3 separate regions of the Homo sapiens genome follow, and all the other regions are linked to region 2. Evidence: chromatin loops called from intact Hi-C (ENCODE). Cell type or tissue: Caco-2. All regions are shown on one strand.

Region 1 (4,000 bases), 210 kb after region 2:
TTAATTCCTTGCTTTTTATTTTTTCAATTTCTATTATAGGTGTTTGCTTTGTCATTACTGTGAGGCTTGCAAAAATATTTTATAGCTAACAACGTTAAATTGATAAAAACTCTAATCTCAAAGAAGAGGGAACAAAAGGAAAACAAGCAAAGAAAAAACTAAAAAATTCTGTACTCTAACTTTTCCTCTAACTCCCTCCTACTTTTTGACTTTTTGTTGTCTCTATATCTTTTCATATTGTCTATCTTTCAAAAATTGTTGTAGTTATTATTTTTGATAGATTTTTCTTTTGGTCCTCATGCTGAAAATGTAAGTGATTTACACACCACAATTGTTGCACTAGAGCAAGCTTGTCTAACCCGCAGCTTGTGGGCCACATGCAGCCCAGGACAGCTTTGAATATGGCCCAACACAAATCAGTAAACTTTCTTAAAACATTATAATTTTTTTTTAGCTCATCCACTATCATTAGTGATAGTGTGTTTTATACGTGGCCCATGACAATTCTTCTTCTAATGTTGGACTCTTCTGTTAGAGTATTCTGAATTTGTCTTTGTTCTTACCTTTTCCACTGAATTTCATGCTTTCAGATGTTTTCTTGTTATATGTTAGCAGCCTTTACTTTCAGATTGATAAAATCTCTTCAGCATTTTTTTTTGTAAAATCTCTTCAGCATTCATCTGGTGATGATGAATTTACTCAGCTTTTGTTTGTCTGGGAAAGTCTTTATTTCTCCTCCATATTGAAGGATATCTTTCCTGTATGCAGTATTCTAGGTTGGAAGTTTTTTCCCTTTAGCACTTTTAATATGCTATCTTGCTCATTCTGGTCTATAAACTCCCCACTGAGAAGGCTGCTGCCAGAAATATCAGAGCTCCTTTATATGTTATTTACTTTTTTCTTCTTGTTGCTTCTAGGATGATTCTTTCATCTTTGACCTTTGATAGTTTGATTATTATATGTCTTGTGGTAGTCTTATTTCAGTTGAATCTTCTTGATGTTCTTTCACCTTCTTTACCTAAATGTTCGTATCTTTTTCTAGGTTTGAAAAGTTCTCTTATTACTTTCTTTGAATAAACTTTCTACCCCGGTCTTTTTCTTTGTATCCTCTTTAAGACCAGTGACTCTTAGATTTTCCCTTTTGAGGCTCTTTTTTAGATCCTGTAATCATATTTTATTCTTTTTTATTCTTTTAAATCTATTTTCATATAGTATGTCTTGAACTAAATATTTCCGTTTTTGCTTGATCAATTTTGTTTTTGAGAGATTCTGATGAATTTTTCAGTCAGTTGACTTTTTCAGCTCGAGTGATTTTTTATTGTTTATTTCAGTGTCTTTGTTAAATTTCTCTGTTTTATCTTGAAATGCATCATGTTTTCTCAAAACAGGTGTATTGAATTCTTTGTCTGAGAATATATGTATCTGCCACTCTAGAATTGGTCATGGGTGCCTCATTTACTCCGTGTGATGAGGTAATGTTTTCCTGAATGCTCTTGATGCTTGTGGACATTTGATGATATATGAGCGTTAAAAATTTAGGTATTTGTTCCAGTCTTTCCAGTCTGGCATTGTTTATACCTGTCCTTGAGAAAGTTTTCTGAGAATTCAAATGGGATTGAGTGTTAAATTACTTATTTCTGTGGTCCTTGCAGTTGTTTTAGCACTAGAGGGAGCCCTAAGCCCAGGTATGCTGTACTCTTGCAGACTCTAGGTACATAGCCTGGGTAGACTTCTGAAAGTGAAGGGAGAATTCCTTTTGTTATCAGGCAAAGTCCCTTTCTGTCTTTTCCAGAAGCATAAGGAGCCCTTCTCTACCCTGAACTGTCTGGAGTTGGGGAACGGGTGGCATGGGCACTTTTTATGTACATATTTGTTTATCCAATTATTTGTAAAACAAAAGATGTACTATAAGAAAAATATGTCTTCAAATCATGAAATATACAGACATTAAAAAAAATTCCAATCCTATATAACTAATAGTTTCCTCCATTTAGGTCTTACTCTTTTGGGTTAAGTTTATTGCAAGGTGCTTAATGGGTTTTGTTGGTATTATGAATACATTTTTTTCCTTTAATATTACATTTGTAATTGGTAATGTCTGTTTTTATATCTGTTATGTTTTTAGTTCATTTTGTTGATCTTTTTATAGGTTTTTGAATAGTAGGCTTATCTGATTTTCTTAATTTCTCTCTATATTTTAAGTTTTTAACAGTGATAAACTTTAATTTTTCAGTTTTGGGGAAAAAAGAGTTCTTTCAACATAATGACAGTTCTATTTTTACCTTATGTTTCTCTTTTTGGCATACTGTGACTATCTGTTCATAGCAGACTTTTACAGACGTGTTTAATACTTTAATACACACACTAGGATGTGACCCAAACATTCTCTGAGACTCAAGGGTAGTAAAAAGGAAGATGAATTACCTTTTTTTCTCTCTTCTAAGATGAGGAAATTTTTCATTTTAAACCATTCTCACACATTGTAGATTATTCAGAGAAGCAGAAAATTTATTACCAAATGAGGTTGAGCATTTCTTAAAATAAGTGTAGGAAGCTTAATTCTCTCAAACTAGGAACATTGAAAAATCTCAAGCTGCAGATACATGAAAATAGCTTGAGATGGAAATATTGGTTCTATTTATTCTTTTGACACAACAATGTTAAAAGTTTGTATTCTCTCAGTACATACTACGTTCTGTGTTGCACAGGAAAGCCAACTTGAGATTTTGAATATTCCAAAGAGAGGCCATCCTTTTGAGCTGTTTTCATTCTTTTTGTTTTCATAAAAGGAATTTCAAAGGTGAGGAGAACTGAGGCTATGAAAACTGTTTGGCCCTGATGTCAGATATTTTAGCATGCCTTCATTATGGGTTACTGGAATATGCAGTTTATTACTTATTTCTGTTAGATGCTTTTAAAAAGAACTATCTGTGGGCTAATTCCCAAAGTTCCCCTGGGGAACTTTGCCATGGCTTTATCAAACCTACTCCCTTCCTCAGGATCTCTTCTTCTAATTTTTATTTGTACAAAGTTTTATGTTCTACCTCTTCAAACTTTGACTAAGCATTACTTCAACTTTTGCTATTTGAATAGTGATTTTTAGGCCCTTAGATCTGATGTTATAGAATATCTTCACCTCTGGTTTACAAGTTTTTGACAATGAAGTGTGTCATTTACTTGCTTTCTTTTCAGGAACAAGTGGACTAATATATCTCTATGTAATTTTGAAAACTATTCAATAGTTTCAGTTCTGTAGGTAGAATACTATTTATTTGGGGCCAGAGAGAAACTATTATTTTGTCTAAGGGTTCAATATTTCTCTTTAATTTTATTTGATGTGATGCTTAGCCCCTATAATGTATTGCTTGAGGTTTGCATTACAAGAATATGGCACTATTTGGTTTTTTAAAAAGTGATATAAGATGTTATGATTGAACTTAATAATAAAAATGGTTCTTATGCCAACTCACAAGTGTTGTAGAATTCCTACTGGCTTGAAATGACAGGCCTAGGGTGAAGAAAAGATAAATTTAAAGTGGGGCATAGTTCTACTTATATTCTAATACGTATAAAACATTTATTTAGTACAGTTCAGAAGATTATAGGTTAACCTAAGAAACTTTAAACATACTTTTGGTTTTATTCTGATATTTGTACAATTTTTTCAAAAGGCAAAACCAAACTAAATTCCAATTTGGACACACACTTTTGCATTGCTCAAATAGTGCATGAATACTAATTAGTGATGGTGGAGAAGTTAATTATATTTTAGTCATGCCTACAGCAGGTGTAGGAAAGCTTCAGCATAAATATTGTTTATAAATATTTCATAAACACATTAAAATCCTCCTTAATATATTATTTAGGAAGAAGTGCCTTTCTCTCAAAGACCCATTTTTATATGCCATAGGACATGGATCCAAATATTTACTTTTCTCTTAGTTACACATACTTTTATCTATATCTTTTATCTTACCTTTACTTTATGGCCAATTTATTG
Region 2 (4,000 bases):
TTCCACCAGATACCCTAAATCATCTTTCTCAAGTTCAAAGCTCCACAAATCTCTAGGGCAGGGGCAAAATGCCACGAATCTCTTTGCTAAAACAAAACAAGAGTCACCTTTGTTCCATTTCCCAACAAGTTCCTCCTCATCTCCATCTGAGACCACCTCAGCCTGGATTTCATTGTCCATATGATTATCAGCATTTTTGTCAAAGTCATTCGACAAGTCTCTAGGGAGTCCACACTTTCCCACATTTTTCTATCTTCTTCTGAGCCTTTCAAAGCGTTTCAACCTCTGCCTGTTACGCAGTTCCAAAGTCACTTCTACATTTTCGGGTATCTTTTCAGCCGCGCTCCACTCTACTGGTACCAATTTACTGTATTAGTCTGTTTTCACACTGCTGATAAAGACATACCTGAGACCAGGCAATTTACAAAACAAAGAGATTTAATGGACTTACAGTTCCACATGGTTGTGGAGGCCTCACAATCATGGTGGAAGGTGGAAGGCATGTCTCACATGGCGGCAGACAACAGAAAAAAGATTGTGCAGGTAAACTCCCCTTTTTACAACCATCAGATCTTGTGAGACTTACTTGCTATCACGAGAAGAGCACAGGAAAGACCTACCCCCATGTTTCAGTTACCTCCTACTGGGTCCCTTCCATAACGTGGGAATTCAAGATGAGATTTGGGTGAGGACACAACCAAACCATATCAGTTACTAAGTTTAGATTGGTAGGATGTGAGTAGAAAATCTGTATGCAAATATTAGATCATTCAGATATTTTCCTATGGCTGATAAATGGCAACAACTATAATAAGTAGCACTGGCCCATTCATCTCTAGAATGTTCATTAGAGAGAAATAAGCTTTTCCCTTCTTTTAGCAACTTATTTTGCTTCACTCAACCTGTTCTCTGAATAATACAAAAGGATATTGAGTAGCTCACAAGAGAAATGAGAAGACTGGATAAACTATTGTTGGAAAGAGGCCAGATACAAATAAAGGCTAGCCTACAGCAAAGATGAAGCCAATGGAAAGTTTGAGTAGGATATTCCTGTCATTGCCACAGGATCCTGGGTTACTACCACTGGCACCCTTTCAGTAGGTACTGCATGCTACAGGAATGGAGAGAAAGAATTGTAAATTGCCTTTACATCTTTGCATCACTTATTAAGACTGAGTCCTGCTTAATAGTATCTGCTTGGCTAAACCTAGGTCTTGTCCATACCGTGGCTGCCTAGAGATATGAAATAGGGAATTTAACTTTTCTGTTATATGTAGTGAAAGAGGTTCTCTTTCTGGACAAAATCCACACAATAAAGGATTCTCCCAAACACAGGAAAGGGGATTCAAATGATTGAGATTCCCAAACAAATAAAAAATTCAAATAATATATTTTTAGCTATAGATTGTTACCATAATTAACAAGGAATGGGCTAATTTGTTCTCTCATGTCTACTCAGAGAAACTTTGTAATGTGGACTAGATGTAGGGGTAGACAGGTTAAGAGACAAACCAGCAAGCTTCAGCATACAATTTTTTCTTAATGTATTACAACAGATTTTTTTTCCTATTCTACAGAGAACAGTGAAAAACAGGTCACCATCATTTATATGTAAGAGAGTTGCTTAACTGTTATCAAATTGTTCCTGTTCCTTTTCTATTCCAGAATGTCCTGCTCAATCCTATTGCTCGATTCTTTTAAATGTCTTCAGGACATTTTTATGTTTTTAGTATTCCTTTTTAATTCAATTCAGCTACAGTTCTCATATAAGGATTGAAGTTGGCTGTTTTAAACTCTTAAATTATTGATTGAAATACAGTATCTGGAAATGTAAATCATGTAATTTAATAGTTTTGTTGCGTAGTGCCTCTGATCTTTATTTAAAGTCACACTTTATTGTAACTTACTCCAGTTTCTCAGATGCTCTTTGTCCTTCACTATCTCAAGACCTTTCTTAATTCCAAAGTTCTTCCTAGAAAACCCTTACCCCATTCATATTCTAAGTCCAGGTCAGATCCCCCTGTAATATGCTGTCATAAGACCCTATCTTTTAAATTTATATCATTTATCCCTGTTTATAATTATGTGCTTGTATGATTCTTTGATTATCTTTCCCAGTGGAATATAAACTCCAAGAAGTTAAGAATGATTATGTTTTGATCATCTTTGGGTTTCCAGAACCTAATATAGTGCATGGCATGTACTAGCCACTTGCATTTGTTGTTGTTATTGAATGAATGAATTAGAAATGTATTAGTTTACTAGTATAGTGATATGTAGACATTCAACTAGAGATGTTTTATAAGGTTATTACTCTAATAAACTATGTTATTTACTTCCTGTATAATTACTTCTGAACATTGAGATAAGCAATTGAATTTGAACATTTTTTAAAATGTTATTTTATCAAGCATTGGTTCTTGGAATCTTGGTCTTATTTTGTTTCAATCCTTTGGTTTTAGATTTTAACATTTGCCATTGGGTGGCAGTATTGACTACCAGAAAACTCACTTAAACTCTGGCATTCAAGTTGTAGAAACTTGGTAGTTTTGTTTGACTTAGAAAAATGTAAAAACTTTCAACTCAAACTCATGAATATTTTATCTGAAGTATTTTATCTGGGTTAGTCATATAACATATATGGACATATTTAGTTATTTTAGGATAGTATACACATGAGATTATAGGTTGCCTTGTAGAAATTCATAAAGTAGCTTACATTTTCCTTTAGAAATATAATAATAATGAACACGGTCAATCTATTTCTTCTCTTTTAACTTTGAGGAGGGAGAAGTGACAGGTAATGCGTTTAATTCCGTTAAATTCTTCCCACTTAGCAAAAACAGCAGATCTGACTTTTTTGTGAGAGCTAATAAAATTAAATTTTTACTCTTAACCTACTAAGAAAGTTGACTGTTTGAAAATAAAAGCAGCATTAAAATGTATATATGACAGCCCTTTTTCATGAATTCATTTATTTATCTTTTTCATTTATTAATGTAACAGTTTCTTTTTTTGAGCTTCTATTAAGTGCTAGAGACTGCTCTAGGTCCTTGGGATACATCATGGAACAAAGAAGACAAAGATCCTTGTGGAACTTACATTCAAGCTAGGAGAGACAGACCCTAAATAATAAATATACATTATATAGTATGTTAGAAGGTGATAAGTACAATGGAAAATTAAAGTAGAACAGAGAAAGAGGAATAGAAAGATCTGGGGGTTACATTTAAAATATGATGATATGCTTAGGTTTTATGGAGAAGTTGACATGTGAGAAAAGACTTTAAGCAAGCAAGAGAGTTCAACCATATAGATATCTAGGGGAAGAACATTCTAGGCAGAGACCTGTCAGTTCAAAGACCCTAAGGCAAGAGCAAGCCAGGTGTACATAAGGACCAGTAAAAAGGCCATTGTGGCTGGAATTGAATTACTGATGGGGAGATTAGTCAGATATGAACTTAGAAGTTACACAACAAGGGAGATGGTTGGGGATGTGGAATTAAGGGGTTGCTGGAGGGGATGGAGATTCCTGAAGGATGGAGCTATATCAGCTAAATATTCTTAGCTTTGTAGACCATAGTGAGGATTTTGACTCTTACCCTAAGTGAAATGAGGGAGCCATTGAAGGATTTTGAGCAGAAGATTAGTATTATGTGGCTTAGTTTTATAAAGCTCCTATTGGTTTCCACCTGAGAATAGACTGTAGTAGCAGTATACCAGTTCAGAGGCTACTGCTATAATCTAGGTGAGAGATGATGATGATGGTAGCTTGGACAGGTTGGTAGCTATGGAGGTGGTGACAATGGCTTGAATACTGAATGTGATTTTAATGCAGGATTAATAGGATTTGCTGATGGTCTAGATGTGGGGGGTGAGGGAAAGAAGAGTCAAAGATGACTAAGGTTTTTGGTTTGAGCAAATGGAAAGACAGAGTTGTCATCAACTAATATGAGGAAGATTTTAGGAAGAATATTTGGTTATGGTATGCCAAGTTAGA
Region 3 (4,000 bases), 430 kb after region 2:
CAACATGGCACCGGCTGGGCCAGCTTCACTGGGGATGGAGAATCTTCCACCCCCATTAACTAAGAGTTCAGCACAGGCTGTTGGCTAAGGACCTCAATTTTCCTCCATATGGGCCTATCCATATAGCCGCTGGCTTTTCTTATACCATGGCAATTGTTTTAATAGGAGGCAGCTTCTAGTCCTTTTATAGACTAGACCTATAATTTCCACAGTGTCACCTGCACCTGTATTATATTGGCAAAATCAGTATAGGACCAGGTCAGACATAAACGTGTGGAAAAATGGATTGTCCTGCTTTTTCATGGAAGGAAGGAGTGATGAAGAATTTCTATCTTTGATCTGCCACACATTTAAATATTTGCTTCAACTTACCGTTTTCCAGATAGCTGTTAGGTCATTCCAACACTATCTATTAATACATTCTTTACCCCCATATTTTGAGATGCTGTTATTACTGCATGTTATATTCCCATATACTTTTGGGCTTTCTGTTAGCTTCTGTTGAATTACCCATCCAGACACTACTACTACATTGTTGTAAGTATTGAGACCTTCCAATGTATTTTCTCTCTAGTAGGCTGGCTGCTTCTCATTTTTTGCTTGTGTAATTTTGTTATGTATTATTTTGCTATAACTATTTTGCTAAATAGATTTTATAAAGGGTTTGTGACTTTCTGGAGAAAATAGCTTGGTATATTTATTGTTAGAGTTAAAATTATAAATTAATTTGCAGCTATTACCTTTATGATATTGAACCTTCTAATTCATATTCATATATTCCTATTACTATTCCTAATAAACTAATATTTCTATTATAAATGTTATTTATAAAATTATAAAATATTCCTATTCATATAAGACATATTTCTGTGTCTTACCGTCTGTTCTACTTTTGTGTCTTTAGGGAATTTAAAAATGTTTTCCTTAAGTAGGTTTTGTATATTCTCTTTCAAGTTTATATACACACATAGAAAAAGCCATGTATTGTATGATGTTTATATGAAATGTGAAGAAAAAGGGAAATATAAAGAGACTACCTAGAGATGGATGTTGGAATGAAGAATTATTGCAAATGGACAGAAGTTTGGTTTTGGGGGTGATGGAAATGTTCTAAAATTAGATTGTGTAATGACAGTTATATTACTCTAAATATATTACAATTCATTTAATTGTACATTACAGTAAATTTTACTATATATATAGTATTGCAGTAAAAATGTTAAAAGAAAGTCATAGCTCTGGCTACAGTATGGAGAATGGATTATAGGGGAACAAGGGAAGAGGTAGGGAGAACAATTTGGAGCCCAGGGTATAAGAGAAAATAGTTGTTTGGACTACATAGGTGGTAATAGAGGTGGAGAGACAGAGGAAAATTTAGGATTTGTTTTTGAGGTCAAATATATTGTCACTGCTGATAGATTGGATGCAACGGGTGGGGAAAAAAAAAGACTAATTCTCACTCTACAATCTAGGGTTTTACCTTCAAAAACTAGGTACATGGTGGTACCTTAACCTAAACCATAAGAACTGGGAGAGACAAAAATGTGAGGGAAGTTAGACAGCAGTCAAGAGCATCACTTGAGGTAAAGTTTGCAATGCCTAAAAGAGATTCAAGAGGGGAAGGTTCACATAGCAGTTGGACATAAAGACATTTGGATATACAAGTCTGAGATTCCAGAGAGAGGTCTGGGATTCCAGAGAGAGTTCTGGGCTGAATCTATAAGTTTCCTAATTAATACCATAAAATTTATATTCAAGATCCAAGTCTTGATTAATGTTAAATACTGTTTGTCAGGGGTTGTTTTTGAAATGGGAGAGTTCCCTGATTCCCCTTGCAGGACATATGATTGGGGTGTGGCTTGCCTGTTTGGTTGCCCTGCAGCTCAAACTGCTTGAGGGAGGGGGAGCATGCAGACGGGCAGATGCAGAGGCCAGGTGAGCGCTTTGGGCTCCAACTCCACTGTAGTGTCTAGGGGTGAGTGTCTGCAACCCCAGTTTTGCAAAGCTCTTTCAGCTTTGCCTTCCGCAGAAGGCTTGAGTGTTAATCAGTTTAATGGACCTTCTGCCTTATTGCAAGGGTAAAGAACCAGTGTGACAGATTTCTGTATCCTAAGCTCTTGCCAGGCATCTTGGAAGAATTGGATCACATGTGGGCTCAAAGGGTGAGTGCAAGGTTTTATTGAGTGGTAGAGGTGGCTCTCAGTGATACGGATGGGGAGCCGGAAGCAGGGATGGAGTGGGAAGGTGATCTTCGTCTGGAGTTGGGCCACCTAGTGGCCGGACTCTTTCCTGACTTCCCCCAGCCAAATTCTTCTCAGTGTTCAGATGTCCCTCTTCTTCTCTCTTTCTCCCCTACATTGTTCCATTGTCTGTCTGCTTGCCTCCTCATCAATGTCCTCACTTGCTGGTCTGCTCTGGAGCTTGGGGTTCAGGGTTTACATGGGGGCAGGATGGGGGCATGGCTGGGGGTAGGATAGGGAGTGTGGCAGGCCAAAAGGCAGCTTTGGGGCACAAAAACAGAAATACCTGTTCTCATTTAGGGCCACAGGTATCCAGGCTTGAGGGTGGGGTCTTTGCCGGGGAACCGCCCTCTTCTACCCAGTATTTCCCTGTCTCCTGTCTGTGTTATTTTCAGAGCAGAAGTCTCAGTGTCCTTGGGAATGTTACAACTCAGTGAGCAAGATAAATAGGTAACACAAAGTGTTAAATTCCAATACCAGGTGAAGGCAGATGGTTAGAATAGCCTTCACCAAATAGGTGCCATTTGAGCTATCAAGAATATGTAGCCCTTTGCTTGATAGATAAATTGGTTAGGATGTTATTAAAAGTCAGTATGGGCACAGAGAAGGTCCTTGGAAAATACTAGCAGTTATGACAGTACCATTGCTTTCAAAATACTGAATAATCAAATGCCAGGTATGTAATTAAGAAAAGAGTTGAAAGACAAAGCTGAAAAGATACTTCTGTGTCCGATTGTAGGAGAACCTGTGACAGACAGGAAAGAAATGGGTAATCTAAACTTCTGTAAACCACTTAAAGCAGAAAATTCTTTGGGAAGTAGTTATCTCAATTATTTCTTGCAAAATCATGATTCTGTTTGTCTTACTTACGATAAAAAGCAAACTAGCAAACTACAGCTGCAGTTTTATATGTATAAGTACAGCCATTATATATAATTGTATATATAATACATATATATGTGTATCTATATATACAAATATAACTACAGCAATATATATAACTACAGTTATATATACATAACTACATATGTACATGTATATATCTATAACTATGCAGATATATATATCTACATATGTACAAGTAGTTTTGTATATATAAAACTACATATATATAAATGTATATATATATACACACATGAAGCATGAATGAAACTCTTTGAGAAAAAAGCCTATAGTTGCCAATGCTATTCCACTAAAACTAATTCCTTCAAATTTACTTCACTTGTTTTTAGGAACTTATATCAAAAGACAGTAACTAGTATATCATTATCAAAAATATTTAATATCAAATCTACCATGTATCTTAATCTTTTATATTTTCTGCAACTTGTACTGAATATTTGGCTGAAATTCCTTGCTAAATGTGTTACCATCTACTTCAATCTCAATCACATTTAAATCCTATGTTACTTGGGCACCAGATGCTCCTTAGTTGATTTCTGCATGCTGATTTCAGGAGCCCTAGAAATTCTCTGGCCATTGCTGATACCAAAGCCAGTTAAGGTTTGCTCAGCCCTGTTATTGACTACCAATTTCCTACACATAGGGTGCTGGCACAAGACTTTCCATCTGTCTGCCTTTTTAATTTTAAACATAGCCTATTTTCTTTGTAAAATATTAGAAACATCTCTTAAACAAAATTGCTAATAGACAAATGTAAATCATTTGGAAATGGCTATAACTTGTGGAAATTGGTTGAGATAATATTTCAAAACAGGTTATTGCATTTTAGGTCTGACTCTTAATGTGAATAATATGAT

What was found. Peaks named below come from ENCODE experiments on the same cell type or tissue, not always from the same donor. Only the 100,000 strongest peaks of a DNase experiment are listed, where the experiment ranks them.
Region 1: a loop joins it to region 2, with 14 times the contacts of the local background. A loop is called at or near these places in 3 of 110 quality-filtered maps.
Region 3: it touches region 2 in a loop (10-fold over the local background); 2 of 110 quality-filtered maps call a loop at or near these places.

What each region holds. Positions count from the first base shown.
Region 1 is chr10:115,353,694-115,357,693 of GRCh38, forward strand. The region is part of intron 19 of ATRNL1 (attractin like 1); the gene reads left to right. Among named protein-coding and RNA genes, the nearest start is that of ATRNL1, 260 kb to the left of the region's middle. In Caco-2, a CTCF peak has its summit at 1,658 (motif pointing right); a DNase peak (open chromatin) is centred at 1,688.
Region 2 is chr10:115,138,971-115,142,970 of GRCh38, forward strand. The region is part of intron 5 of ATRNL1 (attractin like 1); the gene reads left to right. Among named protein-coding and RNA genes, the nearest start is that of ATRNL1, 48 kb to the left of the region's middle. In Caco-2, CTCF peaks have their summits at 2,191 and 2,481 (motif pointing right); no DNase peak of the experiment used is centred here.
Region 3 is chr10:115,570,997-115,574,996 of GRCh38, forward strand. All of the region lies in intron 26 of ATRNL1 (attractin like 1), which reads left to right. Among named protein-coding and RNA genes, the nearest start is that of ATRNL1, 480 kb to the left of the region's middle. In Caco-2, CTCF peaks have their summits at 2,241 (motif pointing left) and 2,473; no DNase peak of the experiment used is centred here.